4 separate regions of the Homo sapiens genome follow, and all the other regions are linked to region 1. Evidence: chromatin contacts called from ENCODE Hi-C or POLR2A ChIA-PET data. All regions are on one chromosome and are shown on one strand. Each heading gives the region's core, a stretch centred on a gene start or an enhancer-like site at or near the end of the contact. The rest is flanking DNA. Distances are from core to core; before and after follow the strand shown.

Region 1 (6,108 bases), core at 2,602-5,101:
GAAAAAGAGACTATCTAAGTGGGCTGAGTGCCATGTCAGTGGACAGGGCAGAAGGCCTAGGTTAAGAGCTGTTATCATTGCAGACTGTGAGGGCTGCCTGCTGCCTAAATACGCATCACCCAGCAAGGGACATCCACTTTCCTCTGGGCTGCCCAGTGGGACGCGCAGAACATCTCTGTCAAAGATGAAGGGTGAGGTCTTGGACCACCTGACATGGTACCATGTTCCTTTTTCCATTCCTCACAACCCTTCTATCCCTATAGATTTAGTCTGCAGGGCCCGAGAATCTATATTTCAATAAGCACTGTGGTGACTCTTATGCAGGTAGCCTCTGGCACTGGCATACCACTTCCCAGAGAAACTCAGCAATAAGAAGAATCTCCAGTGGCATTTGTCAAAAAATCCACATTTCCAGGCCCCCTATACCAGACAAGTGAAATCAGAATCTCTAGGGGATGGGCCTGAGAATTTGAGTTTTTGATAAGGGACACTGGTGACTCTCAGAGAAGTCTGGGAAACTGCTCTAGTTTAAAATTCTGTTCTCAATATATTTTTATTTATTTTTTGAGACTGAGTTTTGCTCTTGTTGCCCAGGTTGGAGTGCAATGGTGACATCTCAGCTCACTGCAACCCTCTGGCTCCTGGGTTCAAGTGCGTCTAAATATGTTTAAAAACAAAACATCTTATTTACAATAAAGACATATGTATTTTGAAAAAATAAGTACCCTGCAGAAAACAAAAAATTGCAAATGGTAATATATATTTTTTTCTCCAGCCCAGTGCTGCAGACCTAAAGATTCCAATGTTTACATCTTCCCTTGAAGTCACAAAAATATCTTAAACTTAACGTGTTCAAATTGAAATTACCCTCTTCCCCCAAACCTGGCTCTCTTCCAGTGTCCTCCATATCTCAATGATGGCATTACTATCCACCCACTGGGTCTGCTAGAAATTCTGAGTTATCTGACTCCTCCCTCTCCCTCAGTCCCCATCCCACCCCATGATATTTGAATCCATCACCAAGACCTTCCACTTTACTTCCTATTGTTCCATTTCCCCCACTTCTGTCCATCTCCTTGTTCCTACCCCAAGCCACTTGCATGCCTACCAACACTAACACCACTCATAGATTTAATTAGTCCAGTGCTGGCTCTGCTTGTGTTCCCACACTGCAGCTGGAATGATCTTTTCAAAACACAGATCCAATCATGTCAAATGCCCTCCCCCTCCCTTTTTCTCTTAAGATTACAGTTCTTAATATGGCCAATAAGACTCTGCTTAATCTGGTCTCCAGCTTCAAACTGGTGCACTTTCTCCCTGCAACCTAGGCTCTAGCCACAATAGCCTCCTTTCAGTCCCTCAGGCTTGCAGTGTTCCCTTCTGACAAAAAGGCTTTACACATGATATTCCCTCTGTTTCCCACTCTCCCTTTTTCAGTTTCTCATCTTTTGGATCTCCATTCTGGTGTGACTTCCTCAAAGAAGCCTTACCTAACCTCTTTGACCATACCAATGAATGCCACTTATGTAAGTTCTTAAGTTCTCATAACACCTAGGTAAATTCAACCTATTTTAAACTAGACCATTTAAAACTCCATTGGTTAGAGCAATTTGTTTCCTCTCTCCAAGTATTCTCTGGTGTTCTTCTCTGTTGTTCTTTGGATTTCATTCTTTAGACCCTATCCCAGAACAATTTCAGGGTTAGTAGGGGATAACTCTTGACATTTGGACTCTGCTAAAGCAGCACCTTCACTGGCTTTCTCACATTCTCTCCGGCTGCTGTTTTCTTATCATTTTCCAATACCGTGAACATTAGCCTCTATCACAGCACTTATTTAGTCTGCATTGTATTTTTTTTAAGGTTTCTCTCACTAGTGTCAGCGGCTTTAGGACAGCTGGTTTATTTATCTCTGTATCCTCAGCACGTAACACAGGGCCTTGTCAATAAATATTTGGAACCACCCTGTAGCCTGAAGTCCAGCCACAATAGTGTGTATGTTGATTTCTCTGCTTGTAATGTCTTTCCCTCACTTTATTTGCTCGATGAACAACTATTCTTGATATGAAGGAGGCAGTGGCTTAGTGTTACCTTCAACAGTGTACATAATCTTTCTACATTTCAGTTTCCTCATTTGAAAAATGATACTAAAAAGGTTGTTGGGAGGATTAAAAGAGTTAATGATTAAATACTTCTCTCCCTTCTCTTTCCAGGTCAAATCTCTACTCTCGGTAGAGCAATTCCCTAGGGAATTTTATCTCAGGATTAGGTTTTTGGAATCTCGTGTATCCAGACAGCTCTTCTCTGTCCCCTTGCTACCCTTTTTTCAGAGGTGGGGTATCGCTTGGTAGCCCAGGCTGGAGTACAGACACTGATGGCTCAATTGAAACCAGAGGACACATTACTGGCAAGTGGAAAGCCGTTCTTCCCAGTCTTCTTAGGAAAGGAGATCTTTCTGCGGTGAGATATATTTGCAAAACTGCACAGGACTTTAATACTTTGCAACAGCAAAGGTTGAAAAACAAAACGGTTAAATTTCCACATCAAAACAGGTGAAATGTTTCTGTTCATTTTCTTCTACATTTGGAAAGTGCCTGATCCACAGTGACACGCTAAACTTCAGTTCCCTTCCCCTCATCCTTGCAAGTGTACAGAACTGTAACTAAATATTTAGGCAATTAGGGCAAGCAAATTGCACAGTGAATTATGCGGTAGCTTCTAGTATAATAAATTTTCTTACCAACCAAACAATGCTCAGTTGCTTCTCTTGACAACCTGTTTGCATCGTCAAAGTTTAAATGTAACATATTAAAACTATTACTCTTTAAAAAATCATTGAAACTTTTTTGTGTATAAATAAAAAAATAGAATAAAAATAAATAAAAAATAGAAAAAAACCCATGAAAAATGTTTGCACATGGGGTAAAGCATGTAAAAGGGGTAAAGCATGATAAAAACCTTCGCTGAAGTTTCCCTGCTCACACATTACTGTGTGCACGTCTAGTCTTTTTCTCATTCAGGCATCATTTGTTATTTGTCTTTTCCAGTTGAGGAGGACACTTAATACCGTTTCGGCAGCGTTTCAAATCCGAGTCAAATATAGCCTGAGTGGTTTTTTTGTGGGTCCACCTATCAGGGCCTGTGAAGAGTGTTCTTGGGGTTAAGAGTTCTAAGATAGAAAACTCAGCTTATGCTGTTACCCGCAGGTTTTAAAGCAACATGATACGGCGTTTGAAGCTTACCTCACACCGGTGAGGTAAGCGTCCAGTCATCAAATGACCCTTTTTGACGTCCAAGAGTGACAGAGCCTCAAGCACTCCTGGGGACCGGGCTGACTTTTCTCCACTGGCTTGGTTGGGAACTGGCTTCTTCGGAGCTGTGTAGTCTTAATTTGCTTTGCTGCTGGCTGGCTGACAGCTGATGGGGGACTCCTCAGGACGGACTCCCTTCCAGATGCACCCATCTCCATCCTTCTCAACTCCCCAACCTTTGTCCTCCCCACTCTTCGCTCGCGCGGCGGTCTGAGACCACCAGGACCAGTTTCAGGGGTTTCCTTCTCCAGCGAGACTTGGCAGAACAGGCTTTAAAAGCAAAGGAGGCAGCGGAAGAGTAAGAAATAACTATATTCTAAGAGTCATAATAAATGGCAGTACATAACTGCGACACGACACCGAGCAGCCTAAGCTGGCTGCGGAGGCCACAAACACAAGATCCTAACCTCCCGGCCGACCCGCCCCAACAACTACCCGCCCAGGGTACGGTCACGTGACGGGGGAGCGGCGCGCGCCGACCGCGGCGCCAATTGGCGAGCGGCTGGAGCGCGGGGTTTCATGGGAAGGAGTTGGCCCGGCTTGTCTCTCTGTCAGTGGCGGCTGCTGCCTGCTCTGGAGGCAGGCTGGGCGGTGGCGGCCGAGACTGGCGGGGGTGGACGCCCGGGCCGGGCTGCGCCCGCTTCTTGCAGGTAGAACGCTCAAGGCGAGGGCAGTTGGGAGGGCTCTGCAGCGGGGAGGCATGCTGAGCTGTGCCCCTGGGAAATAAGCTGCGGGTTCCCCGCTTGCCTCTCCTTGGTGCCCCCGCCTCCTGCCAAGTGGCCTAGAGCTCTGCGGCGGCTGCTAGTCAGGCTGCGCGGTGGTCCGCGCAGACCCAGGCTCGCCGCCTTGTTCCCTGGATTTCCCAGCACACTGGCAGTGGTGGCGCTGGAGTCTTGAAACCCTTGTTTCCCCTCTAGGGCTGGTAGTTTCTCCAGCTCGGTTCTAGGAGATTCCGGGTGGTGACTGGCTTGAGCCCCAGCTCTTTGGCCCACTTGTGTCGAGCTTATCTCGACACAGGTGGGGCAAAGAGGTCAGAAGGTCCCAAACTAGCATTTCCTACGCTCAGCTGTCCGCTTTGAGCGTTCTCTCCGCTTCTCTTTCTGAGTTGTGCGGAGGCTCCAAGAGTTAGAAAGACCAGAAGGGACTGAAAACTGTCAGTGTCATGCTGCCGGGCTCTAGCGTGTGGGCGTGGAGTACGTGCTACTTAGAGAAGAGACTCTCCAACCATTGTCCTTATTTCAGGGATGGTGGGCTGTGGGGTGGAGGGGAAGGGCGAAGGTGCATTGTATCAGAGGCGTGGTAGGAGGAGAAAAACAAATCTAAATTCCGTCAGTTCATAGTTTACGGATTGAGAAAGAGTTGAAATTGGTCAACTCAGCTTTGCTGATGGTGCTTTCACAGTACTAAGCAAGACCCGTGAATCACTGAGTTTTCCGTGTTCTGCTTTTCCCAGTTGGCCTCCGGTGTGTGTTGCTCGGTGTCTACTGTTTCCTCCTTTCTTTATGGCCTGGGTGTCAGCATTGACAAAATTGACTCTATTCAACAGCGGTTTGGTGGGTGTGAGTAAGCTTGGTTTCAGGAATATGTTCAAACTGGCAGGGAATGCTCATTTCTTTTCCTCAGCAGCCCCCAGAAGACCAAGTTGACTTTTAACACATTTTCTTAAACAGGAGTGGTGCGTTTAAATTAGAATTTTAAGGTTGTCTGTTATCTATTGAGATCAGCTCAGTAATGATGTTAGTAAACTTATATAGTGTTTATATGTTATATAAACAAGAAAATACAAGAAAAGGAGAAGTTATATGGCTATTAAAAATATATGACTTCACATAGAAACATTTATAATCAAATAGTAATTTTTTGGTGGTATTTAGTTCAGATGAAAATTGACTTACCATGAAAGCAAGCACTAATCATTATATATTAAGAGTGCTTAATATATAATAGAGGTGTACTTTTCATTAAAATTCTTTTTGAGGAGCAATAAATGTGGCTTGGGCTATTTCAGAATTGTCTTTTCAGTTAGGACATTTGAAAGTTAGAATTCTAGAATAAATCACCTTTACTCTTCAATTGTATAGTATAATATGTTATGGAGGTACTGTTGATGGTGATTAAATAGCTTATACTTAACTTTGGAATTTGATAAACATAGAACTTCCTTTGCTGTTTCCTTCAAAGACCTACAAGGTTATTTAATGGCAGAGTCTACAGAATTTTTTGCTCTATTTCTTATACTAGAGAAAATGAGAGCAATCTATTTTTGTAAAAATACAAACTAATATAATTTTCCAATTTTAGAATTATGAAATAGGTGCTTTCTTTATAAGAAGTTAGAAATGTGTTTCATATAAATACATGTGTTTTCTGGTAATAATAATGGCTACAATTAAGCAGTTACTACTATGTGTCGGACACTGTGCCAAATGATACATAATTTCATTTAATTTATACAACAATTCTATGAAGTGTAGATATTTTTACCATTTTGCAAATGCAATAACTGAGGCGTGCAGAGTTTAAGTAATCTGCTCAAGATTGCATAGCTAGTATGTGGTTGAGCCATATTTTGAATCCAGATCTATTTTATTGCATTATTTTAATGTGTCTTGGAGTGAGGTGAAAATTTAAGAAAAACATTTCCCAAGATTTAAAATTCTGACACCCAAACCTGAGTGTAAATAGCCATTAGTAGAAAACATTCAAATAAGGTGGTCATTATTGTTCATTGAAAAGCACATTTAGGTCGGGTGGGGTTGCTCACGCCTGTAATCTCAGCACTTTGGGAGGCCAAGGCAGG
Region 2 (6,108 bases), core at 1,757-4,256, 1.8 Mb before region 1:
CACTCTCTTCTGGCTTGTAGAGTTTCTGCCGAGAGATCCGCTGTTAGTCTGATGGGCTTCCCTTTGTGGGTAACCCGACCTTTCTCTCTGGCTGCCCTTAACATTTTTTCCTTCATTTCAACTTTGGTGAATCTGACAATTATTTGTCTTGGAGTTGCTCTTCTCGAAGAGTATCTTTGTGGCGTTCTCTGTATTTCCTGAATCTGAATGTTGGCCTGCCTTGCTAGATTGGGGAAGTTCTCCTGGATAATGTCCTGCAGAGTGTTTTCCAACTTGGTTCCATTCTCCCCGTCACTTTCAGGTACACCGATCAGACGTAGATTTGGTCTTTTCACATAGTCCCATATTTCTTGGAGGCTTTGTTCGTTTCTTTTTATTCTTTTTTCTCTAAACTTCCCTTCTCGCTTCATTTTATTCATTTCATCTTCCATCACTGATACCCTTTCTTCCAGTTGATCGCATCGGCTCCTGAGGCTTCTGCATTCTTCACGTAGTTCTTGAGCTTTGGCTTTCAGCTCCATCAGCTCCTTTAAGCACTTCTCTGTATTGGTTATTCTAGTTATACATTAGTCTAAATTTTTTTCAAAGTTTTTAACTTCTTTGCCTTTGGTTTGAATTTCCTCCTGTAGCTCAGAGTAATTTGATCGTCTGAAGCCTTCTTCTCTCAACTCGTCAAAGTCATTCTCCGTCCAGCTTTGTTCCGTTGCTGGTGAGGAACTGCGTTCCTTTGGAGGAGGAGAGGCGCTCTGCTTTTTAGAGTTTCCAGTTTTTCTGCTCTGTTTTTTCCCCATCTTTGTGGTTTTATCTACTTTTGGTCTTTGATGATGGTGATGTACAGATGGGTTTTTGGTGTGGATGTCCTTTCTGTTTGTTAGTTTTCCTTCTAACAGACAGGACCCTCAGCTGCAGGTCTGTTGGAGTTTGCTAGAGGTCCACTCCAGACCCTGTTTGCCTGGTATCAGCAGTGGTGGCTGCAGAACAGCGGATTTTCATGAACCGCGAATGCTGCTGTCTGATCATTCCTCTGGAAGTTTTGTCTCAGAGGAGTACCCGGCCGTGTGAGGTGTCAGTCTGCCCCTACTGGGGGATGCCTCCCAGTTAGGCTGCTCAGGGGTCAGGGGTCAGGGACCCACTTGACGAGGCAGTCTGCCCGTTCTCAGATCTCCAGCTGCGTGCTGGGAGAACCACTGCTCTCTTCAAAGCTGTCAGACAGGGACATTTAAGTCTGCAGAGGTTACTGCTATCTTTTTGTTTGTCTGTGCCCTGCCCCCAGAAGTGGAGCCTACAGAGGCAGGCAGGCCTCCTTGAGCTGTGGTGGGCTCCACCCAGTTCAAGCTTTCTGGCTGCTTTGTTTACCTAAGCAAGTCTGGGCAATGGTGGGCGCCCCTCCCCCAGCCTCGCTGCCGCCTTGCAGTTTGATCTCAGACTGCTGTGCTAGCAATCAGCGAGACTCCATGGGCATAGGACCCTCCGAGCCATGTGTGGGATATAATCTCCTGGTGCGCCGTTTTTTAAGCCCGTCGGAAAAGCGCAGTATTAGGGTGGGAGTGACCCGATTTTCCAGGTGCCGTCTGTCACCCCTTTCTTTGACTAGGAAAGGGAACTCCCTGACCCCTTGTGCTTCCCGAGTGAGGCAATGCCTCGCCCTACTTCGGCTCATGCATGGTGCACTGCACCTACTGTCCTGCACCCACTGTCTGGCACTCCCTAGTGAGATGAACCCGGTACCTCAGATGGAAATGCAGAAATCACCCGTCTTCTGCGTCGCTCATGCTGGGAGCTGTAGACTGGAGCTGTTCCTATTCGGCCATCTTGGCTGCCCTCCCAGAATTGTCTTTAAACGCTATTCTAACATAACTTGCTATTTGATTGCCCAAACCATTGTGGTTACCATCAGTGCTCATCATCAGTTTTTTTTCTGGTTCTCTCCTATCTGGGCCCATGATCATATTACACTGCCTCACTTCCTTGAAATCAGGTGGAGTGCTGTAACTTGCTCTGGCCAGTGAAATATGATTGAAAAGTGCATATATTTCTCACCTTTTACTGATGAGGAAACTGAGACATAGGTTATATAATTAGGCCAAGGTTACAGGTCTAGTGAGCCAGGATTGTGAGCTCAGCAGTCTGACACAAAGCCCCTATGCTCAAAGACCAAACTATACTGGCCCCCCATTGTTGGCACACTAAGCATTGACAAATTAAGAAAACAAAGTTTTACTAAATGAAAGGAAACAGCCTGTCTTAAGAATTGCTGTAGGTAATCTATACAGCAGTTAATCCGTATAAACAGATTAAATCCTACCACTGACCCCTGCAAATAGGGAGAGAACAAGTTCAGACTACAAGCCTAGGGCAATTCATAGCATGAATTCTGATTTCTGTGCTCAAAACTATGTAGTAGAGTTGACTTACATGATTATAATTTTAAGCTGGATCTTAATCAGATTGCTTTCATAAGCCAAAGATGTCACAGGGCAAACCTCAAAATTGGAACTCAGCTTGGGAGGTCACATGGGTTCTTGGCTTGTGCAGGAAAGAATTCAAGAGCCAGCAATAAAGTATAAAGTGATAGAGTAAAGTGAAAGCCAGCAGTAAAGTGACAGAGTAAAGTGAAAGCAACTTTATTAACTAAAGGAATAAAAGGGTGGCTACCCCATAGGCAGATAGCAGCATGGGCTGCTTGACTGACTATACTTATGGTTATTTTTTGATTATGTGCTAAACAAGGAGTAGATTATTCATGAGTTTTCTGGGAAAGCAGCTGAGAGTTCCCAGAATTGAGGGATCCTCTCCCGTTTAGATCATATAGGGTAGTTTCAGGACAATGCCACGGCATTTGTAACTGTAATTGTAATTGTAAACTGTTATGATGTTGGTGGAGTTTCCATTGGTATGCTAATATATTATAATTAGTGTATAATGAGCACTGAGAATGACCAGAGGTTGTTTTCATAGCCATCTTGGTTTTGGCAGGTTTTGGCAGACTTCTTTACCACATCCTGTTTTATCAGCAGTCTTTGTGGTCTGTATCTTGTGAAACAAGTCCTGCTGAATTCCTTTTTCATCTCTCCTCAGAGACTGTGCACTCTTCCTTAATCCTAAAAGGTTGTAGAGGGACAGAGGTTTCATCTTCTGTAACTGCTTCATCCTGAACAGGAGCTGTCATCTCTATCTGATCTGGAGGCATAGAAATCTCTCACTACCTTATCTAATGATTTATAGGGACTCAGTCCTTCCTGCAGTGGCACAGGCTGGAACCCTTGAGTCAATTATCATGTTTGTCTGGAACTTTGGTAGCCTGGAAGATATAAACTTTACCCATCTGAATACCTGTTGAATATAACAAATAATTTTTTAAATGAAATAGCACCTAGTGATAATTAATAAAATGCTTAACCCCAGTTTAACAATGCTTATAGGAAGAGATCAATGCCATTTGAAATCTAAGTGAATAGGCTGGAAAACCAGTACCCTTTTGTCTGAAATACAAAGCCAAACAGATTTTCAATAAGAGGCGTTTTTGTGGAAACAGAATAAAAACAAAGGTTAATTTTGGGCAAAATCTATCCAGATGTTAGACTTAAAGCATCTTTAGTTACAGAAGAGTAATGCAGTGGCAATCTGACTCATTTTTCTTGCCTATATTGCAAGGAATAAGCTTTAGCTTGCAGGGCCTCAGGAAAAAAGGTAGTAGTAATTTTAATGAGCTTAATAGAAAAAATGGAAGACAAATATGAAAATGTTAGTTTGGGTACTTGTTGCTCAGAAAGAATTTAGAAATCAGTCCAAATTCCAGGGGGAAAAAAACCACCTCAAAAACATGGACAAGACTAGAATCTAACCACTGAGCTAATAAATAACTTAAGACACATATGAGAACTTCTGAAGTATAACAAGGTGAATGAAATGTTATCTAACCATAGGCCCCAGCATTCCTCACTAAGACTAAGGAAGGAGTTGTATGGGAAAATCCTTGACAAGCCCTCTTGATATTGTACAGATTATGAGGGAATGAATATTGACTGCCTCTAGTAATCAGAGGATGTGGGAAATGATTCTGTATGAGAAATGAAGAGAATTGTGTTATTATACATTTGAATATAGGGAGGGGGAAAAGAGAAAAAGAGAAAGTTACATTGGAGAGAAGCCAGAAATATGAGTAAAGGCTGAGACTGTACGAGATTAATGGTCAGTGAAATGCCCCATTGGTGGCAGGGGCAAAATCTATTTTGAGAATGGTGGAGCTGATACTTCATGAGAGGGTGCTTGTTTGTTTGTTTGTTTGTTTGTTTGTTTTGATGCAACTTCATAATTTGTCTTTTCAGAAAGCAAGTGGAGAGGGGAGAGATAGAGAAAGAAGGAAGGGAAGGATGGAGGAAGGAAAGAAAGAAAAGAAAGGGAGAGAAAGAGAAGAAAAAGGAGGGAGAAAGAGAAAGGAAGGAAGTAGGGAAGAAGGGAAGAGGGAAGGAAGGAAGCAAAAAAGAAAGAACCTTCTTCACATTATACTAAATTTATGAATTCTTGATGTGAGTGGATTTTTTTGGTGTGGAAATTGAGGAGGGAGCTGAATTTCACATTTAGTGTGATGATTATATAACAGATACAGCACAAGAATACATAAGAACTCAAAGGCCAAGATGAGAATATAAACCTGCCAAGAATATGTAGACATTTTGAAAAAGGCTTTGAATTTCCATAGTATTTCATGAGTTTAGGGGTTCACGTTGATCTTACCTAGATTTTGAAAGACAAGGAAGCTTCAGTTGACACCTGATTACAGAAATCTTTGGATGGCATAGGGTGGCAAGTCCCAGTTGAATGTTGATAATGTTTTGTTTATTTATTGCTTTTTAACCACTTTTTGGCAACTTAATGGTTTAAACACAAACCCCACATAGAGTCAAAGGGAAGGGACATAGACCCCACCTCTCATAGAAATAGTGTCAAAGAATGTGTGGTCATCTTAATTCACCAGATAATAATTTGGATGTAGTTGCAAAGTACCTGTTAAATTTCAAGATTTATATAATACAAGATATGTTATCCTCTGGCAAGGGCACAGGTACCAATATTTAGAGGGAAAGATAGTTTGGGAAACTGCCAAATGAATGTCAGTGTTGTCATTATGTACTAGCTAATGAATAGTATTTAGCCTTATGAATGCATCTTAATGGCTTGCATTTAAAAATTAGATTGAGATTTAAAGTGTGGTTACTAAAATTAACATTTTAATCTGGGTAATGACATAGAATGATTACATTAAACCTTTGATTTGGGTGAAAAAATGGTGAATGAATTTCTCATCCCAAGTTGAGGGCCCACTCAAACCACTGGAGAGTTGGCTTCATACCTTTGGATAAAACAAAAGCAAAAACGGCATATCTCTTTGGTCAAGAAGTTTAATTAAAAGAGAATTCAGCTGGACATGGTGGCTCACACTTGTAATCCCAGCACTTTGGGAGGCAGAGGCGGGCAGATCACCTGAGGTCAGAAGTTCAAGACCAGCCTGGCCAACATGGCGAAACCCCTTCTCTACTAAAACTACAAAAATCAGCTGGGTGTGGTGGCACGCACCTGTAGTCCCAGCTACTTGGAGGCTGAGTCAGGAGAATCTCTTGAACCCAGCAGATGGAGGCTGCAGTGAACTGAGATCAAGCCACTACACTCCAGCCTGGGGAACAGAGTGACAGACAGAGTCTCAAAAAAAAAAAAAAGAAAAGAAAAAGAAATTGAGAATTCAGCCAAGATGGGCAAGGTCTCAAATTGACCGCAAACTCTATTGGCACCATTTTTGCAGCAGTGTGTGTTTACTTTGTGTTTTTGTGTCACATTTTGGTAATTCTTACAACATTTTATACGTCTTATTATATCTGTTACAATTATCTGTGATCAGTGATTTTTAATGTTACTATTGTAATCCTTTGGGGCACTATGAACTGTGCCCATATAAGGCGGTAAACTTAATTGATAAATGTTTTGTGTTCTGACTGCTCTGCTGACCAGCTCTTCCCCATCTCTCTCCCTTTCCTTGGGCCTCTCTGTTTTCCAAGACACATCAATATGGAAATTAGGCCAAGTAATAACCCTACAATGACCTCTAAGTGT
Region 3 (6,108 bases), core at 918-3,417, 1.4 Mb after region 1:
TGAAACCATCCCCACCCCCTGCCCCCACTCCGTGGAAAAATTATCTTCCACAAAACCAGTCCCTGGTGCCAAAAAGGTTAGGGACCACTCCCCTAAGGGATGGAAATAGCCATGAATGGTATGTGTACTGAGAGAGAGAGAGAGAGAGAGAGATAGCTAGAGAGAGAGAGAGAGAGAGTGTGTGTGTGTGTGTTTGGGGTGTCTTACTTAGAGAACTTCAAAATAATTCTGAAAATACGTAGAGAAATTGTCATATCGCCCATGTTCTCTTTTTAGACCCAACTATAATTAGACTTCCCCAAAGATTCACTCAGGCATTTACTTAATAGTTGATCAAGTTTTCTGTTTTCCTGAGGGTTTGTATCGCGGGAAGTGGCTGATAGCTGTAGGCCTCCACCTCTGTCCAGCCCCATGCCTGCAGGTATTTATTTGTGACCTAAGTCACGGGTGGACACCAGGCCAGAGTTAGACAAGAGGCGGTCCCTGCCTTCAAGGGGCTCCAGGCAAAGCAGAGGACTCTCAGTCACTTATTCTTGGGTACTCCACTCCAGGAACTGTGCCCATGGCCTGGCATCATGAATCTGCTCATGCAATTAGACTCCTATCTCAGGGAATTTTGAGTTTAAAAGATCCTTAGACATCATCTGTCCCAGTACTCCCCAGTAGGAGCACTTCTGGTATTTTGGGTGGGACTGTCATAAGCACCATAGGAAATTTCCCATTCCTGGCCCCACCCACTGAATGCTACAGGCCCCTGCCCCCACCATTCCCACTCACTGCTCACCACCCCCAACAGCTACCTGAGTTGAAAATTACTCATCTAGCCCAGTTCCATCACTTTACAGGTAAGGCAATGTTAGACAACATACGTTCTTTTCATGCCTCTGGCCTCTGATCCTAGCAGAATCAGGACCCAACATTCAGATTTTACAATGAAGCTAGTTTCTGAAATATGCCTCTCTTTTAAATTCTTTGACTGTTACTGTTTTCTCAGAGTTATATACTATGTGTTGCATATGTAAGTCTGAACCTTTAAGATGGGTTAAGAAAAAATTATGAGCATTTTCAGATCGTTCTATACATAACTCAAGGTTTTGATAAAATGTTTTCTACATGTATTCCATTGCCATCCACCTCTTGAGTTCTTTAATAATGAGAAATCTGACTTTCTTCCTTCCACCCTCTTTATCTCTATGCTTTTGTCAAGCATCTTCTAGGAGAGTTACTGTTATCCCATTAAGTGTGGGGGACAGAAACATTTGGCATAGAAAGCTATGGATCTGCAGCTGACTTAAGCTGTATATTATTACCCTGACTTGGGCACCAAAATCACGTTTCAAAACTCATTTGCTGCCAAGTATGGTAGCTCAAGCCTGTAATCCCAGCAATCTGGGAAGCTAAGATGGAAGGATCACTTTGAAGCTAGGAGTGCAAGACCAGGCTGGGCAACAAAGCAAGATCCCATCTCTACCAAATATAAAAATAAAATAAATTAGCCAGGTGCAGTGGCATATGCCTGTAGTCTCAGCTACTCAGGAGGCTGAGGCTGGAGGATTGCTCGAACCCAGGAGGTCAGGGCCACAGGGAGCTATGATTACGCCACTGCACTCCAGCCTAAGTGACAGCAAGACTGTCTCTCTAAAAAAAAAGAAATAAATAAAACAAAACCAAAAAAAGAACCTCATTTGCCTTCATACACCTGACCTGCTCTCTTTACCTGCATTTGTAACTTTCTCCCCACACACTTGAATGCCCTGTAAATGAGAAGAAGCCCTTAGCCTAATGAAGCGATAAGGTAAGGTAGGTAAGAGCTTTTCTTTCTTGAGTGACTCTTTTCCCTATTACTCAATGGAATAGTCAGTATTTACAGTGATACTTTCAAATATAATTTTCCTAAAGGAATCTCAAGTTCCATGAACAGTTATTTTTGTGGGAATATCTAGAATAAAGTTGGACTCTTCACTGAGTGGAGGTGCTCATCTCCTCTTGTCACTGTACCAAATAGCTGTGTATTACACCTTGTGGGGAGGAGAAACATTTAATTTTTTTTAATTTAGGTTTTTTTTCTTGCTTGCTTCTTAAGCAAAACCAATCTAGTTTCTTTTTCTGCAGCAAAGGAGGAAGGAACAACAAACAACAAATTAATCAGACAGGAAGCGAATAACCACAGAAGGACGTCTGCCTCTGACTCAGTATGTCACATTTAACAAGAGGCCAGAGCTTGTCCAAAATGGCTGTCCAAAAACGACCCCACACTTGCGTTAGAAGATGATACCTTTTTCAGGGACAGTTTTCTCTCTTGGCTCCTGTCCCGCTGGCCCTCTGTCTGCCTGTGTCCCTGACCATGGCTCCCTGCAGTACCCTTTAACGGTAAGAAAAATTATATTCAAACTAAGTTTATTTCATTTATCAGCTACAGGGAAGAACTAAATGGCTTTTAATGGACCATAGTATGTCAAGATAAAGTTGTTTAATTTTTCTGTAGAGCACCATGTGAGCTATTCCTGTTGCCCAGAATGCTAGTTTCACCACTATGGTGATTGTGAATGATTCATAACTTATGCTTTGAGCCAAAATGTAAGCAAGATTTTCAATAGAATTTTTTTGACCACTGGACAAGTTTGGATCCACAGGAATTTATTTTCCCATTTAAATTGGGGGCTTATGTCGGTAAATATATCCTTTTGGTGTATGATACAGTTGTCCACACAACTGCCTTTGAATCTTTGGTGTGGCCAGCAACAATAAGTGCTTTAAAGTACAAGGAGCCATTGGAAGCTTCAAACGAAAATACCATGGAACTAAGCTGTTGCAGTTCTGTTGCTGCCAATGTGCTATTTAAGTTCAAAACTCAAACTAAACCATTTCTAAGCAGAGTCTTTTATAATACGATTTGTCTTTTAGAATAAGTCTATTCCTGTTATAACAGTGTGTGCACAATTACTATCGCAAATCAAATTCTACAGCATTAGTTATAACTTTATGTTTAATATGATTAATGTTTTGGCATAAAATATTGTGATTTTTAAAATTTCAAGCCATCTACTCAGAGGCTTATAGAGCAGAACTAAGGAAACTTTTTACATTAAAAAACTTTTTTCTAGAATATGTAGGAAGAAACAATTTGACTTATGTTCCTTTCTCCCCGTGAAGAAATATAAAATAAAGCTTTAAAAAACTCAGAAGGCACATATAACTTTAGTCACTAAGTACAAGTTTTTTGTTTTTTTTGTTTTTGTATTTTTAGTAGAGACAGGGTTTCATCATGTTGGTCAGGCTGGTCTCAAACTCCTGACCTCAAGTGATCTGCCCGCCTCGGCCTCCCAAAGTGCTGGGATTACAGGCATACAAGTTATTTTAAATAATTTAATGGCATAACTAGTATATGTAGTAGAGAATGGAGAGGTGGTAAATGAAAAGGCTACTGAAAGATTCTAACTAAGCAAAGTAAGACAGCTTGGTAGAGAGAAAGATGAAAGACTGGGGAAAGAATAGGACAGGACAGTGAGAAAGGAAGATGAGAAACTGGGAAAAGGTTTTGAGGTTGATCTGTGTGGAAATCATACTCTTACAATTCACTTGGACTACAGTGCTATGTGTTAACTTTATCAAGCTTTGTTCTTCTGTACTGGAATATCATCATGTCAAAACTCTTCCTTTTATCAGTCTAAGGTCATTAAATGACTTACCTGAAAGTCATTTTTCACTAAGTCAGGTTTTCTATTGCTCTTTGAAAAGTTTATTCATGGGCTATTTGCTCATAGCGCTTCAGCTACTCTAATATCTAACCTTTTAAGGGTTACACATACTCTGGGTGGACTGAAATATTCAGAGAACTCCCTGTGGTGAAAATTAGTTCCTGGGATCGAGCAGCAACTTCAGATCTGATCAAATTCTAAATCTGGCCTGTAGGCTGGAAGTTCCCCAGCCTACCTAAAATATGAGATGAAGTGATACTGAATTCCTGGACCCTTTAAGTGTTATGACCTTTTGAAGCCTTCTTAACATTTTATGAACACACATCATTTACTTTGGAAGTTTCTGGCTGTTTAAATTATGATATATTTCTGCTTTAAGGTTTGACTCATTTTGTCCAAATTGTTAAACATGTGCTTGTTGTTGAAGAAAGCATTTCTCCTGGACTTCCATAAATACCTCTGTCTGTCCTGAAAATTAAAACTGTAAAAAAATACTAGAATAAGGAATGCCTTAATCAGTATGCTTTTCTGAGAAATTTGAAATGCACTTTATACACATCTCCCTTCACCATTCACTTGTAATATGGAAGTTTGCATGGGTGTACACACATAGGCTGATTTAAATCAGCTCATGGTTTCTCTTTCTCGTGGTTAAATAGGGGGAAAGACTGTGATATTTACTGACCACTTATTTTGTGTTACGTTCTTCACCTTTGCTTATTTTATTTTTTGAAAATGGCTAATACTTATTAAGCACTCCTTCATTTAACTCTTGAATAACCCTACTAAGTAGGTGCTATTATTTTGAAAACCGGACTTACATAAGCTAAGTAATTTACCCAAGGCCACCTAACAACTAAATGTGGAGGAAGTTATCTGAATTGTAAGAGCTTTTTTTCACAAGTGCAGCTTGGAAGCAACATTATAAATTGTATGATTTCTGTTTTTCTTTTTCTTTTCTGTTTTTTTTTTTTTTTTTTTTGAGACAGGGTTTTGCTCTGTCATCCACACTGGAGTGCAATGGCATGATCACAGCTCACTGCACCCTCAAACTCCTGGACTCAAGCAGTCCTCCCACCTCAGCCTCCCAAGTAGCTGGAACTACAGATGTGTGCCACCATGCCCAGTTAATTATATATATATATATATATATATATATATATTTTTTTTTTTTTTTTTTTTTTGTAGAGATGAGGGTCCCACTATGTTTGCCCAGGATGGTCTCAAACTCTTGGGCTCAAGCTATCTTCCCACCCTGGCCTCCCAGAGTGCTGGGATTATAGTCATGAGCTACGACACCCAGCCAGTATGATTTCTTGAGGTGCTTTTCCGGCCTTGGGAATCTGAGATTACAAATGTTTTGCTTTAAATGTCACAGCAACAGTAAATATCTTTAAAACTAACAATCTCAAGTAAGATATTTTCCTTTTTAAGTCTTTTCACTTCTTCAGAGGTAAACTTGGTGACACTTCTGCTTATATCATAAAGCTGTACTTTCAATGATAAAATGAATACAGTATATATCAAGTGTGCTGACATATATGCTGTGTGTGTATGTGTGTGTGAGAGAGAGAGAGAGAGAAAGAGAGAGAGAGAAACAGTGGCACATCTTAATCCTCTGGTAGAACTAAATGTGGTGATAGCGATTTAGGCAGATTTTAGCTTGGAGATTTGAACCCCTTAAAGAGATGGGAAGTATGGGAGAAAACCTGCTACTCTTTAATTATATGGATAAAATAAAAATGTTTCCTTTCCCTTTCCTTCAGTTAAATAATGACAGGTAGGCGTGTCATTCAGCTCACCTTCATTTTCTCACTATTAAAAGGGTCTTCGATGTCTGTGAATTTGTATTAATTTTAAAATTAAATGTGCACAATAGTGGATTAAAAAATAATTTTACTTCATAGCAACCTTTATTTCCCTAGCAGTACTCTTGCAGTAAAATTGTGTCCAAGCTCCTAGCCAGTCTTAGTGATGTTCGAGATGCTTCAAAATGTCTTCTTTGAAAAACACCTTTCCTACTCCCCGCCAAAATAAATCACCTCCTTATCTAAAAGAACTATAAAAGAAGCATTTCTAGGTTCAGCAGACTTAAATTGACATTTACCATTAAGAAGACAACCTAATCAGACGTTGCTGAAGTATTGTTTTTCAATGATGATTGACTGAGAAAAGAGCAGTACATTTTGAGAAATGAGGGATTCTGTGTATGGCAAGCGTGTGCTCCACATTCAGCTCAAATGGAGACTAACAATGCATAAGAACCAACTGGGTGAGGCTGCTGATTTGCTAATAAAGCTGTTTTCCTCTTCTCTGCCTTTTGCTTCCTCTGGAGTCCAGCTGCCTTTTCTGTTTCCCCTCTTGTATCCATGGCTTATTGCTCTGAGCAAGGACCTTCAGCTTGGAGAGA
Region 4 (6,108 bases), core at 2,164-4,663, 1.2 Mb after region 1:
AAATTGTAAAAAATATATATTTTTTTAATCATCCATCTCCTCCAATTAGAATGCATTTTTCCTGAGAACCAGGAATCTTTGTCTGCTGTGTTTATTGATGTATTCCAAATGCCTAGAACACTGCTTGGCACATAGCAAAACCCAGTGAAAAAATTTTTAGTGAATGAATGAATGGAATGCATGGAAACAGGGTCTGAACAGACACAAACTAAAACATCAAAATAAATATTCTGGGTAGAAGGATAGCAGGTCTTTTCATTCATCTGTTCTCTAATTTCTCTAAAATAAATTCAAATTACTTGAATAATAAACTTTTAAATGAAAAAAACAGTTTACTCCTGAGGATAATATTAATAGTAGTTTTAGTAATTTTTTTTAGTCTATGGTTTCAACTGTTCACCTTTAGAAGAGATTTTTTTGTTTAAATTGTGGGAGATCACAGTTTGTTTAAACTGTGGCAATAAAGGGGGAAAGCCTCCAATGATATCACTGTGAAGACCCCATGCCAGGCAGTGGGAGAAATTCTGTCTTGAGTTGAGGTCCCCCTGACCCTGTATTGAGTTGACTTGAGAGGTGGCAGATTGGGGAGAAGAGACAGAGAAGGAGAGGAAGCCAATAAAGGGAGGGTTATTGAGCCATTTCCATCATGGGCAACAGGAACTCACTCCCACAGACATAGAGTGTAGGGCACGCTTGGGGGTTACCCAGTCCAAGGGGAGATGGGGCGGGGATATTTATCCTCCAACATTGGTTGAGGCCTGTTTCTGGAGGCAGTAACACTTTAGCATCTCAGGCTTGTTTCATGTGTTCCCATGGCCAAAAAAAAAGAAAAAAAAATCCCTCGGTTACAGGGTTGCAGGCATTGGCAGTAAGCAGAAAGCCAGGGTAGGCACAGAGAAGGTCTCAACAGATTCCTCGATTCGACCCGATTCTGCTCTGTGGGTGGAACTCCCTTGTCCGTTGCTGTTTGAGGTTCCTGGCTATGCCCCGGGGAGGTTCTTCCTTGCCCACTTTCCCTCACGGCCACAATTGAAGGAGGGGATGGAGAAAGCACCCTTTTTGGAAGACTGTGCAGATCTTGGAGCCTGCTTTCTGGCCGTGTGTGTTTGGGAACTCAAGGACTGCTTTAAGCCTTGAACAACCAAAACTTTTGTAGCCTGGGTTAATGAACTCTTTGGCAATATAATTCCTTCAAATACTGAGTAAGCTTCTGCAATATTTGTTTCCATCATTCCCATGTGCCTATATACACACATGGTCACAATTCTTTAATCTGATTAATTTCTTTGCATCCTAACCACTATACCTCTCTCCTTCAACTTAATAGCAGCCATCTTGAAGCCATCTGAAAAAAAAAATAGATTTGGCTGTGAAGAAAGCACCCTTAAAGTGATCTTTGCTGTGGTGATGAAACTGCCTGTTTAAAGAGAAGTCTTAACGGGCTTTGGTTGCTCAAAGCCTTTATTCCATGTTTTCACTTACTCTTTTGAAGTTCAAAACAGAAGACTCCACATTTCTGGACTCATTCTATTTCTTTTCATTTCTGCTCTTGAACCAGCACATTTTTGCCTGAGCTCAGCTCTTCCTTGTACTGACTTGCTAAACAAAGCCAGAAAGAGCCATGGTGCACTAACTTTGGGTTTACCAGCCTCTATTCTGGGAGCTACAGGCTCAGTAGACACATTGTTCACCAAGTAATTGAGGACAACAGTTTATGAAATGATTTGATACCATATAACATGGGTCTTCATATTTTCAGCCTCCAGTATCAATTTTCTTGCCTTCTGCTGCAGTGCTACATATTTTAGAATTTATTTTTAACCTCAGGATACTAGTGCAAAGGATTACATATTTTATTAATTACGGAACACTAGCTGCTGTACAAATAAACCCAAGGATTTTGATGGCTCAGCACGATGCATGTTTTGTTTTCATTGAAATAGTGCTGGGTGGTGAGCAGGTGGATAGGGGGTCCCCCTCCATGCAGTCATTCAAGGATTCAGAATGTCAAAAGCAACACCACCTTCAGAACATGGTTTCTAAGGTTAACTTTGGGACCATGTCCATTCTAGCCGGTCAGAAGACTAGAAGGGCGGGGCTGAGCTCTGGTAGGTTTGTGAGTCTGAGAACATTTTTCCACTCATGCCACTGGCCAGAGGTCAGTCCCATGGCTCCATTTAGATGGAAGGGGCTGGTCAGAGGGTGGGGGTTGTATTTCTGCCACGGGGCTATTCCATGGAAGGGAGAGAACCAAATTTTTTTTTAGCAAACAGTTAACTGATCTCCCACAGTTTAAACAAAAAATATAAATAGTATGAGCTTGCAGCTCTCTCCTCTACCCTCCAAGCCCCTTCTCTAATGATTTGTTTGGATCCACTGGAATGAGAGGATCTGTCAGGATGTTGTTGTGGGCTTGAGGTGAGAGGACCTTTCTCACCTAGTTCCATGTGGGAAGGAGGCCTGGAAGGAACAGGCAGGGTACCTTTAAGTAACTGTCTCCTTCTGGGAACTCACCTCACACCCTGCAAAGAAGCACAGCTAGGGTAACAATACTTCTCAGACTGAGAAATTACTAACTGCTGGTTTTTAGGATGTTTTTCAAGCAAGATAATTGAAAAGCTGAACCACTCTGCTCTTTGCTTCCCTGAGTGAGAGTAGGCAGAGGGACGGATGGAAGGAGGCAGGAACCCGGAACGACTGCTGATGCGGTGGGACACTTTTTCCCAATAATTACTCTTCGCTTGAATCACAGTGCATAGGACGTGGGCAATTTGCTCCAGCTAATGGTTCGTGTGGGATAGGTATTGCCTGATACAGAGGCAGGGGTTGGAACAGCCACTCTGGGGGCCAGTAAAGCCAGTTTTATGGAAGAAGCTGTCTTTGTTAAAAACCAAACCCAATCAACGTGGGGGCTTCCCAGCAGCAGACTCAACACCAGCTACACTTTTCTGAAATCCAGGCAGTCAGAAAAGCCCCCGGCACCCTCAGCCTAACACTGAAGCAGAGGAAATGAAACTGAAGCCATGTTTGCAGAATGTGGATTTTTGTGGTTTAGGACAAACAGCTGACTATCTACTCAGACCAAATGACCCTAATCAAGTCAACCCACAGAGATGAGGTTCTGGTTTACACAAAAGAGAGGCAGTTTGCTCACCATTTAAAATAATTCCTTCCTTCCTATACATTTTTTTTTCATTAAGATCTGACTACTGGTGCATTTAAAATATAATGCAGTTCATACTCAGCTTGTCAAGGGTAAGCAATTGTGTAAAGTGAGGCATATCTGTAATGGTGTACAGTCCCAGTAACTCCCTGGGCTCCAGGGCTGAGGGCAGCCCAGCTGTCGCTCCCACAAACAGGTGGTGTAAAACAATAGCTCTAGTGAGCCGACTCGCTTTCCAAACCCTCCAGCAGACAAGCACCCAGCCAGAGTGCCAGTGAGAAGCACAGGCCACCACTCTGCCCTGGTCCACACAAGCTCCGGTAGCCCATGGAGCCCTGGCCTCTCCTCCTGCTCTTTAGCCTTTGCTCAGGTAAGTGCTGGGGTCAGGGGTGGGGAGAGGGCTCTCCTTTGAGGCTAAAGTGCTGGAGGCCCCCAAATCAAAGTCTTGCTTCTTTGATGAGACCACAGAATGGCAGAGCCTCCCCAACCAGGGGCTGCTCTGTCAGTTTCTTCCTGATGTTAGCTTGATTGAGTTTTTGGATAAAGATTTTTAGTTTGCCTTATCTAATTAAAATAGAAACTGCCTGGTCAAAGACTTCAAGATAGACACGCATGTCTCTCCCTCCATCATGCCTGGCAGCCGACTCATCCCTCTGAACACTCGGCACCATTTGTAGGACCTGGACCACTTGTGGATCATGGTAGTGTCCGGGGGTTCATATTTAAACAACTATGGATACTTAGAACAGTGCCTTATAATCACATACAATGGAGTTAACAAGTCCCTTTACTGCTCCAGGAGAATTCTAATAATAAAGAGGACTGATTGACAGCTACATGTGCTGGAGATAGAAACCAGTTAATAATCATAACTAAACTCTCTCCACAGAGACAAATATTTTTTAATTTTTTCAAAATTTCTGAAGTTAAAAAAAATTCCATATGAATACATTCCTACCTACTTTTTTTTTTTAAGATGTTACTATATATAGGTTTGGGTTTGAATTGAAACTATAAAACCTTGCACAGCATTTGACCTGCATTCTACTCTGGAATGTGTCCTAACACAGCAGCTGAAACACCATCCTGAATCCCAGACTTCCGCTAGAGGGAAACAGGAGATGTTTGCTGATTGCTTCACATAAAAGTTTACTGGTGATATCATCCCAACTGAGAAACAAGGTGGCTGACATCCTGTGATTTTTCATTTCCAATATTGCTCTGAAAAACACAGGCCTTCTGGTCAAGAGGCAAAAAGCTTTATTATTAATTTTTTTCAATATCAGAGTTGAGTGAAAGAGCCTAAACTCAGATAAATTATATCATGTGGGATTTGGACTCTGTCCAGCCAAAGCTGGCCTGATGTGTGTGTGTGTGTGTGTGTGTGTGTGCGCGCGCGTGCACACACATGCGTGCACGCAAAACCACAGTCACAGGAAAATTCTTAAATGATATGCTTTAATGTAAACATCCTTAAGAGATCTCTTAGGATTTTGGTTATTGCTAACCAAAAATGCATGATTAGCTATTAAAGAAGTATGTGATATGTATTTAGGTCAAATCTCGAGTTTGCTGGCATTGATTTCCATGGGTGTTTTATAGAAATTTAGAGCTAGATCAGGCAGTCCAACATCCTCAATTTTTTATTACAAGGAAACTAAAGCTGACCTGCCCAAGGTCACTTAATTTATACATTTTGGAATGTGGTCAGTTGGAGACTTGGTTTATTACATGCACAGTCAGAAAACACAGCCTGAACTAGCCAAAGGTAGCAAGAGATACAGAATCAGGTTAAGATAATAATGATCCATGGGACTAGTAACAGTTCAAAATTTCTTTTGCCCAGCCCAGGGAGCTATTTCCTACATACAAATACAAATGGAACCAGTGTGGTACAAAAGGAACACTTTGAAACTGTGGTTGAGTTTCCCTTCTTAGAATCAGTCCTTTGTAGACAAAATTGTCATTTATATCAGGGACTCTTTTCCTGTGTTAGCTTAACACAGCGTGATCTCTGTTCTATTTATACAGCACTTTTCATTTCAACTTTTTCTTTTCTTTGCCTCTGGAATCTCAAGCACTTCATTGCCGTCTTTCTTACGGCATATCACTTTCCAACTTGTTCACAGTTATTTACGTAAATGACAAATGTCAATCTCCATGAGGGTAGGAAGAAGGATTCAGTTTTGAATATCTCGAAGCTCCCAAAACAATGCTTTGCTTACAGTAAATGCTCAACAAATATTTCATGAATAAATTAATGTTACCATCATCTGAATAAAGATTACAAATATAATCTTGCTAAAAAGGGGAATTTGACATTATTTAATTTTTTATTTGCATATTTGTTTATTTACACCCTACCTTTTTACAAAAGTATTTACTGTGATTCGTTGAATCCATGAAGAACTAATCCAACTCTCCAGGCCATATGGGAGTTGGGAAGAGAATCATAGAGTTCTGACTTTGAGCCCTGTGAGTTTTCTATCACTCTACCCTGTGCTGGGGAGGAAAAAAGAAAAGAATACCAGTGAACCAATCTAAGAAATGAAGCCCTCCTTCCTTAGAAATTCCTTATGGAAGGAACAGGCACCTTGTTATTGGCTAGGGTGGGAAAGGAGGAGGTGACTGTCTCTGAAATGCTGATTATGTCTGCTTCTGTCATCCTCCCCTTCCTCTTAGTGGGCCATAGGGTTGGTCTGCATAGTTCTCCTGCTACATAATGCTGACCATCTGCTCTGCCCTCTGCTTTCTAATATGTTCTTCCTGTCAAACTGGAGTGAACAGTCATTTAAAAATAAGCAGCCCAAGGCAAGGCCAAAGCAACAGCTTCAAATTCAATGGCCAAGGTGCTCAGTAATCCATTCCAGTCTGCAACTCCACCATGGGATGGATGAGGCCCAGGATAGAAAATGCATAGAGGACAGAAGGATTATCAAGTCCCA

What was found. A loop is a pair of places that touch in the nucleus more often than their neighbours do. ChIA-PET counts read pairs that join two places held with the same protein, here RNA polymerase II (POLR2A). Pooled maps may share reads with other maps.
Region 2: a loop to region 1 is called in a pooled map, with 5 times the contacts of the local background. The contact joins the enhancer-like site here to the promoter of LNPK in region 1. A Hi-C loop is called at or near these places in 3 of 50 pooled maps.
Region 3: a map of CD8-positive, alpha-beta T cell shows a loop between it and region 1 (9-fold over the local background). The contact joins the promoter of WIPF1 here to the promoter of LNPK in region 1. A Hi-C loop is called at or near these places in 1 of 168 maps with a recorded cell type or tissue (CD8-positive, alpha-beta T cell), 1 of 37 single-sample maps with no recorded cell type and 4 of 50 pooled maps. POLR2A ChIA-PET finds 5 or more read pairs at or near these places in 1 of 52 experiments (OCI-LY7).
Region 4: a map of PC-3 shows a loop between it and region 1 (13-fold over the local background). The contact joins the promoter of CHRNA1 here to the promoter of LNPK in region 1. A Hi-C loop is called at or near these places in 2 of 168 maps with a recorded cell type or tissue (PC-3 and naive thymus-derived CD4-positive, alpha-beta T cell), 3 of 37 single-sample maps with no recorded cell type and 8 of 50 pooled maps.

The regions. Positions count from the first base shown.
Region 1 is chr2:176,000,010-176,006,117 of GRCh38, reverse strand. It overlaps LNPK (lunapark, ER junction formation factor), which reads left to right and starts at 3,851. Exons shown (of 13, transcript NM_030650.3): 1 at 3,851-3,958. RefSeq lists an enhancer at 3,438-3,657.
Region 2 is chr2:177,781,114-177,787,221 of GRCh38, reverse strand. All of the region lies in intron 9 of PDE11A (phosphodiesterase 11A), which reads left to right. Among named protein-coding and RNA genes, the nearest start is that of PDE11A-AS1, 110 kb to the right of the region's middle. RefSeq lists an enhancer at 3,034-3,083. Within about 2 kb of position 3,006, at least 4 of the 41 ENCODE cell types and tissues checked have a DNase peak (open chromatin) inside an H3K27ac peak, as active enhancers do.
Region 3 is chr2:174,593,863-174,599,970 of GRCh38, reverse strand. It overlaps WIPF1 (WAS/WASL interacting protein family member 1), which reads left to right and starts at 2,167. Exons shown (of 8, transcript NM_001375834.1): 1 at 2,167-2,370. RefSeq lists an enhancer at 1,965-2,144.
Region 4 is chr2:174,761,777-174,767,884 of GRCh38, reverse strand. It overlaps CHRNA1 (cholinergic receptor nicotinic alpha 1 subunit), which reads left to right and starts at 3,413. Exons shown (of 9, transcript NM_000079.4): 1 at 3,413-3,533. The coding sequence starts at 3,491. RefSeq lists an enhancer at 2,913-3,412 and a silencer at 5,710-6,004.